Regions from separate parts of the Homo sapiens genome. Here region 1 is linked to region 2. A link is a contact called in ENCODE Hi-C data. All regions are on one chromosome and are shown on one strand. Each heading gives the region's core, a stretch centred on a gene start or an enhancer-like site at or near the end of the contact. The rest is flanking DNA. Distances are from core to core; before and after follow the strand shown. Region 1 has its middle 6.5 kb from the start of SNORA31B. Region 2 has its middle 29 kb from the start of LACC1.

Region 1 (3,785 bases), core at 811-3,310, 1.4 Mb before region 2:
TCATCTAGAGCACAGGGTTATCAAATTATTCTACTGTTCCCTAAGCAGTTGGTATAAAATTGGTATTTTCTGGACATCTATTCAAAACAGCTATACATGTAATTTCCTCTTCCTTGAGTACATTAATTTGGGAGTTATCCTTAAGAACTACCAATTCATCATGTAAGTCAAACATCCAAACTAGTATTCAATCTGGAGGTGGAAACTGGCAGTTAAAGAGGAAAATTACTGCACATGAAATTAGAAAGAAAATGAATACCTCTTTTGACTACCTCAGTGAGGTGGAAGAATGTGCATCAACAGATGGCAAGGATAAAATTGGAAGCTAAGCAAACACAGATCTTGGGCATGATGCACTGTAACCTTTTCTTCATTATGTTCCTAGCACCCCATCCTTCCTAAGCCTCTCCCATTGTATTAGCTTGAAGGGATTCAATCCACAGTGGTGGATTTTGTCAGATGGAACACAGGCTGTGTGTTAGTACCGTTGGTGACTGCCATTATATCAGCATGATGGTAACACCAACTGCTGGTATCTATTAAAAGTAAAAGTGACTAAGCTTCTGAAATTTGGTTAAGTAATGTGCAACCTGTTCTGCTCTGTTCCATAGACCAGGGAGGAGGAGGAGGACTGGGTGTGAGTGTCAGAGCAGCAGAGATTTTCATGTAGGGGAGGAAAAATTGCTTTCCACACCCATTGCTAAGTTCATGACTGAGGCCCTTATAACAAAAGACAAATCGACAAAAGCAAAGCGTACATTTTTTTGTTGTTTTTATTTTTTGAGACAGTCTTGCTCTGTCGCCAGGCTGGAGTGCAGTGGCACGATCTCGGCTCATGGCAACCCCCACCTCCCGGGTTCAAGTGATTCTCCCACCTCAGCCTCCCGAGTATCTGGGACTACAGGCACGCACCACCAGGCCCAGCTAATTTTTGTATTTTCAGTAGAGACAGGTTTCACCATGTTGGCCAGGACGGTCTTTATCTCTTGACCTCGTGATCTGCCTGCCTCAGCCTCCCAAAGTCTGGGATTACAGGTGTGAGCCACCATGCCCAGCCAGCGTACATATTTTTTAAATGTTTTCTGTGACATGGGAGCCTTTGTAAGGAAATGAGGACCCAAAGAAACAGGTGAGCTTGTGTATTTTTCTGTTTTGGTTTAATGAAGAGTGAACAGTTGTGCAAAAGTATTGGACAAAGCGGATGATCTAATGGTAAACTGGGGGGAACTTAGCAAGGCCTGTTTGTTCAGATTCTTCTCTGTGTTTCTGTGTCTTCAGAGATGAGGATATTTATTTTCCCTGGGTATATGGAGGGTACCTCTCGAATGAGAGTAATTTCTTTCTTTCTTTCTTTGAGACAGGGTCTCACTGTGTTGCCCAGGCTGAAGTGAAGTGCTGTGATCATAATTCCCCGTAGTCTCAAACTCCTATGCTCAAGAGATCCTCCCAACTCAGCCTCCCAAAGTGTTATGATTACAGGCGCCAGCCACTGTGCTGAGCCTACACCACACCTATTGAAACAGAATATTCAGCATTTAATATTTCGGGTTTTTTGTTTGTTTTTTGAGGGAGAGTCTCACTCTGTCACCCAGGCTGGAGTGCAGTGGTGCAATCTTGGCTCACTACAACCTCTGCCTCCTGGGTTTGAGCGATTCTCCCGCCTCAGTCTCCTGAGTAGCTGGGATTACAGGTGCCCACCACCACGCCTGGCTAATTTTTGTATTTTTAGTAGACACGGTTTCGCCGTGTTGCCCAGGCTGGTCTTGAACTCCTGGCCTCAAGTGATCTGCCCGCCTCAGCCTCCCAAAGTGCTGGGATTACAGGCATGAGCCACCGTGCCCAGCCAGAATATCCAGCATTTTAAAAACCCTTCTGGGATTTCAGCTCCCTGCTGGGGATTGAGGAACCACTATTGTAGCAGGAAGCATGGGAAGGAAATGAGCTCATGAGATAAAGGAAAACAGCTCAGGCAGCTGGCTTGTGGTTACTGCCCTCTTGCTAAAGCAACATATAAAGCGCCAGAGTGGAAAGGAATCTAATGCGCCTGTCCAGTGCTCAGCACCCTTGACTTCCGTCCCTCTTAACCACAGTGCGTGAAGGCCCTGCAGTTCCCCAGGTATGGCTTGGCCTCGTTTTCCACATTGTATGTTAATGCAATAATTTTGTTTTGTTTTTTTTTTTTTTGAGACGGAATCTCGCTGTGTCGCCCAGGCTGGAGTGCAGTGGCGTGATCTGGGCTCACTGCAAGCTCCCCCTCCCAGGTTCACGCCATTCTCCTGCCTCAGCCTCCTGAGTAGCTGGGACTACAGGCGCCTGCCACCACGCCCGGCTAATTTTTTGTATTTTTAGTGGAGACGGGGTTTTACCATGTTAGCCAGGATGGTCTTGATATCCTGACCTCATGTTCCTTGCCCTCAGCCTCCCAAAGTGCTGGGATTACAGGTGTGAGCCACTGCGCCCAGCCAACGCAATAATATTTTAATGCAGCCTAAACTGACATTTGCTTCTTTTGGGTAATATCAGACAGGAGACTTGTCTTGAATTTCTGCCAGCTAAAACTTGTCTTCATGCTTGCTGCTGAAACCAGGTCTGCCCCATCCACACACTGGTGCAGTTGGATTTTGGACTCACACGCAGGAACTTACACTGTGATACCTTTTTCTCACTTTGCATACCAGATGTCTCAGCATCCGATGTGTACTTTAGACATGTTCCTTCCTAATTCCTTTTTCTTTTCTTTTTTTTTTTTTTCATTCTATTTTAGCTCGGCTAAAACAAATAAAAGATAAGCGTCTGCATCAATTTGGCAGACTTACAAGAAAAAAAGGCATTCTTTCCATTTTGGAAGAAGGCATGTGGAATTAGTACTATGCAGTGGTGGTATTTTGAAATCTGGGTTCTAATAAAAGCCCAACCACTTGCTGTGAGAACTCCAGCATCTTAACCTCTCTAAGCCTCAGTATCTCCATCTAGAAAACAGAAACTCATACTTACCTCATCGGCTGATTTGGTAAGTAGAGGCTATCATAGGAGTGCCTTTACCATGAGAAATTCTTACAATACTGGTCTCTACTCTGAATCAGTGCAAAATACAGGATGCCTGTTCACATTCTCTGACTTGCAAAATACAGGATGCCTGTTCACATTCTCTGACTTTTGTGTAGCCTTGGGAAACTGCATCATGAATATGTTTTAGGGGTCAGGCGCAGTGGCTCACGCCTGTAATCCCAGCACTTTGGGAGGCCGAGGCAGGCGGATCACAAGATCAGGAGATTGAGACTATCCTGGCTAACACGGTGAAACCCTGTCTCTACTAAAAATACAAAAAATTAGCCGGGCATGGTGGTGGGTGCCTGTAGTCCCAGCTACTCGGGAGGCTGAGGCAGGAGAATGGTGTGAACCCGGGAGGCGGAGCTTACAGTGAGCCAAGATCGTGCCATTGCACTCCAGCCTGGGCGACAGAGTGAGACTCCGTCTCAAAAAAAAAAAAAAAAAAAAAAGAATATGTTTTAGGCCGGGCGCAATGGCTCACGCCTGTAATCCCAACACTTTGGGAGGCCAAGGTGGGCGGATCACAAGGTCAGGACTTTGAGACCAGCCTGACCAACATGGTAAAACTCTTGTCTCTACTAAAAATACAAAAATTAGCTGGGTGTGGTGGAAGGTGCCTGTAATCCCAGCCACTTGGGGGACTGCGGTGAGAGAATTGCTTGAATCCAGGGGGCAGAGGTTACAGTGAGCCCAGATTGCACCACTGTACTCCAGTCTGGGCAACAGAGTGAGAA
Region 2 (3,948 bases), core at 701-3,200:
GCACCAAAGTCATTCGAACCAGATGTTTTTCCTGATGCTGCTTTCTTCACCCACTGTCTGACTTTGCAGCTATTGTTCTATCTTCAGATCCTTGCTGCAGTTCTAGCTTCTTGGTGCAGCCCTTCCTAATTCCTCCTACCCAAAATGAGAGCCACTTTCTGGATGCCCCGGAAACCTTACAACATTGCAGTTTACCACTAAATGGTTCTCTAGTGAGTATGGAGTTCTTCTGGATTAGGCTACAAATACCTTACTTGCAGAATTCATACTGTAAACATTTTAGTGATTTATTAACTTGTAAGAAAAGTCTTACAAGACATAAAAATTTAGTCATATTAAGTAAATATTGAATGAATGGCATTTGTCAAAAATAAAAACTGTAGAAAAATAAAACCACTTTGGAAAATTTGGGATGTAAGGTTCATAATACCCATTGCACCTAACTCCTTATAAGACATAAAGGAGGCACTTTTGGCTGACAAATCGATTGATGAATGAATGGTAGTAAGAAAGTTTTCTTTACTGAGACCTTTCATTCTAACCTACATATTAATGTATGAAATTGATTAGTGCAAATAATCATACAGTCATCTCAAAGTAAACTCAAAACATTCACCACCACCACCACTACCACCACCACCCCCTAAAAGCTGCTCAGCCTCCTGTATCCTTTTATGCCTAGTTAAAGGCATCACTCCTCACTCAGTGACCTAAGCCAGGAACCTGGCAGTCACAAAGTACTTTCTCCTTATTCCCATATTTGATTCCTCACCAAATTCTGTTGACTGTCTCAGATCCATCCCTGCCTCTCCTTCAGCACAGATTTTACTTGGTTCAGGCCTTAACATCCCCACCCACCCAGACTCTAGGGTTATTTCCCAGCTGGTTGCACATATCTGGTCTCACCTCTCTCCAATCCATGCCACATCCAGCCAGAGAGGATCTAAAATGCAAATCTGTTCACATCATCCCCTTTCTGTATCTTGTAATGGTTCTAATGCCTAAAAGATAAAGTCCTAACTTCTTTGCATGTCCTTCAAGGGCCCTTTTAATCTGGTTTCAGCCTTTCTTTTTAAAATCAACTTTGGCCACTTGCCTATATGCATCATACCTTCTTCCCATCTAAAATTTCAGAGTCTAAAATTGTCAGACTTGAAGTGCCAATGCATTTTATCTCACTGTGTAGGACAATATTTGACCCTGTATCCATTTAAACTAGTTGACTTACCTCTATATCTAAACCAAGGACCAATTTATTTCTTGATCACCTCTGCAAAGCTGATACTTTGGTCACCACGATGGCTGGTAAATGCCCCTAATATAGCAATTATTTGATCGTATACGCATTTAACCTACTAGAACTTCTCTACTGTCAGAAGGGCAGGGAGGGACATAGCAGATGCTGGCATGTGAGGAAAGTATATAGTTTGGCATTTCATATATCAGCATCACCATAACAACCACTCAAATATTTGTTGAACATTGGTGAGTCAATGATGAAAGAGTTTAGAAGAAGGAATTTCAGGGAAATGGAACAGCAGGAGCAGAGGCAGCAGTGAACTTGCAGTAGGCTAAGAACAACCCAAGGTAGTTTTTTTTTTCCCTGACACTGCTAAATTGAAGGTTTTTATAAAGGAGCTAAAGATGAGGAAAGTAGCCAATCTGAATAAGCTGTGACTCAATAAGTAGAAGATGAAACCAAAACATACCTCAAAAACTTCTGCCTGGGAGACTGGAAGATTGGTGACACCTTGATGGAAAACAGTAAGACTGAATTGTACATTCAGACCAGTTCTCACCATCTGAATTTGAAAAAGAAAAAAAAAGTCTAAGAGGAAAAACTGAATAGTTACTACAAATTACCTACAAACGTCCTTGCCAGTATGAGGATTTATGCCACCTGGTGGCAGTTTATCTAATTTTGTTATTCAATTCTTTACAATAGTGCAAACTCTCAAAATTTGTACTTACAAACTTGAGCACTGTGTCAGGCATGAAGGAGCTATTAAATTTTTTTTGTAGAATAAATGGATGAGTGGAATGTGTAAATAAATTATTCAATGAAGCAAAGCTCTGTGATGAAAAAAGCTCTGATCCAAAGGTCAAGACAGTTGGCATCTAGTTTCACACTAACTGTCGAGTGATTCCCAGGAGGTCACAGACCTCTCTCCCAGCTCTACCATTCCTGACTTTATATTGGGGTTTTAGTTTATTTATCTAAAAAAAATGATATGTAAAAATTTCTTACAGTTATAGTATTTGAGTTTTTTATATATAAATTATATATATATAACAATATGTTATATATAGCACAAACTCAACAAAAACTCAAATATAACTGTAAGAAATTTTTACATATCTTTTTTGTTATATATGTATATTGGGATTTTTATTTGAAAAATTATTAGCTGAGTTCAAAAGTCCTTGAAGAGTCACAACATCAGAGGGTCTGTCAGGAGTGATATGTACACTTCTGGCAGTTGAATTTGAACTCACAGCTGGAGGAAACTTGCTGGTTCTAAGTTCTCTTCTGATTATGTCATCATTGTTTCTCTTTAGCCAGATGTTTCTAATGATAGCTTTCTAGATGACATTCCTCCTATTTTGTCCAGCCTCCGAATCCCCTCCTACACAGCACATTTGACCCCTTCCTATGAGTATCCAGGCCATACTCACAGGTGGGGTTTGAAGGGTGAGTACACACTGCTATGTGGATTTTTTTCTTTTTAGGCTAATATTATGTTTAATAAATGGGATTATGCTATTGTATGTATTTGTCTAATTTTCTCAGCTAAAGCAAAAGATCTATCCAAAAGGAGGCTTTTTAAAAAGTCGTATTCCTAATACAAGGTCTTTATGCAATAGACACTCAGTGTGTCCTTTTCAATACTGATCTTTATGATGAGAGTTAAAAAGCATTATCCAATTTAGGGACCAGGGAGGGGCTATATAAGATGATTCGGAAGTACTAGTAGTGCCAGCAAGTAGCAGCGTGCTAAAATCACACCCCACAATAGTGGGAGTACGTCAAAGGGACACAGGAACCCAACTGAAAAAGCACCAATGGCCAATTTAAGAAAAACAAATAAAATAATATTAGATTATAATCTAAAGTATATAATAAATATCCATGAGTTCATACTAACTTAAATAAATGATTGAATAATGGGAGAGAGTAGACAAATCTCAGGTATAGAAGAATTTGTAATAATTGATGTAGATACTCCACCGTCACAGTGTGAAACACAACCCTCCACTCTTTAAGTGTGGGCTCTGCACACACTGCTATAGAGTGTAGTATGGGAAGGCCAATGAAAGAGTAACCTTGTGATAGAAAAACCTGGCAAACACTGCCTCAGTCAGACTATCAACAAATGCTAAGTCAGGTTGGTAGCACATACCCTCCATGTGAGGTAATGAGAATAGCACGTTACCTCTGTGGTCTTCCTCCCCCAAATCCATATCTTCACCCTAATCATGAGAGAAACATCAGACAAATCCCAATTGAAGGACATTCTGTTAATACAAAATACCTGGCCAGTGCTCCTCAAAGCTGCCAAGGTCATGAAAAATAAAGTCTGAGAAACTGTGATAGCCAAGAAGAATCTAAGGAGATATGACAAATAAATTGTAATAAATTATCCTGGATGGGATCCTAGAACAGAAAAAGAACACTAGGTGAAAACAAAGGAAATCTGAATAAAGTATGGAATTTAGTTAATAATAATGTATCAATATTGGGTCATTAATCACAACAAATGTACCAAACTAATGTAAGATGTTTCTAATAAATGAAACTGAGTGTTGGGTGTATGGGAACTCTGCACTATCTGTGCAACTCTCTGTAAAAAGTTTATTTTAAAAAATGGGTCAAATCTCCCATCACACTCATCAGAAACTAGTGCCATGTTCGGAGATGCAAGGAAACGTCAAACTATTACTAAATAT

Evidence for each region. A loop is a pair of places that touch in the nucleus more often than their neighbours do. Pooled maps may share reads with other maps.
Region 1: a loop to region 2 is called in a pooled map, with 2.1 times the contacts of the local background. The contact joins two enhancer-like sites. A Hi-C loop is called at or near these places in 2 of 168 maps with a recorded cell type or tissue (CD4-positive, alpha-beta memory T cell and naive thymus-derived CD4-positive, alpha-beta T cell) and 10 of 50 pooled maps.

The regions. Positions count from the first base shown.
Region 1 is chr13:45,328,071-45,331,855 of GRCh38, reverse strand. No RefSeq gene overlaps it. Among named protein-coding and RNA genes, the nearest start is that of SNORA31B, 6.5 kb to the left of the region's middle. RefSeq lists an enhancer at 1,204-1,704. Within about 2 kb of position 2,060, at least 19 of the 41 ENCODE cell types and tissues checked have a DNase peak (open chromatin) inside an H3K27ac peak, as active enhancers do.
Region 2 is chr13:43,906,538-43,910,485 of GRCh38, reverse strand. No RefSeq gene overlaps it. Among named protein-coding and RNA genes, the nearest start is that of LACC1, 29 kb to the right of the region's middle. Within about 2 kb of position 1,950, at least 2 of the 41 ENCODE cell types and tissues checked have a DNase peak (open chromatin) inside an H3K27ac peak, as active enhancers do.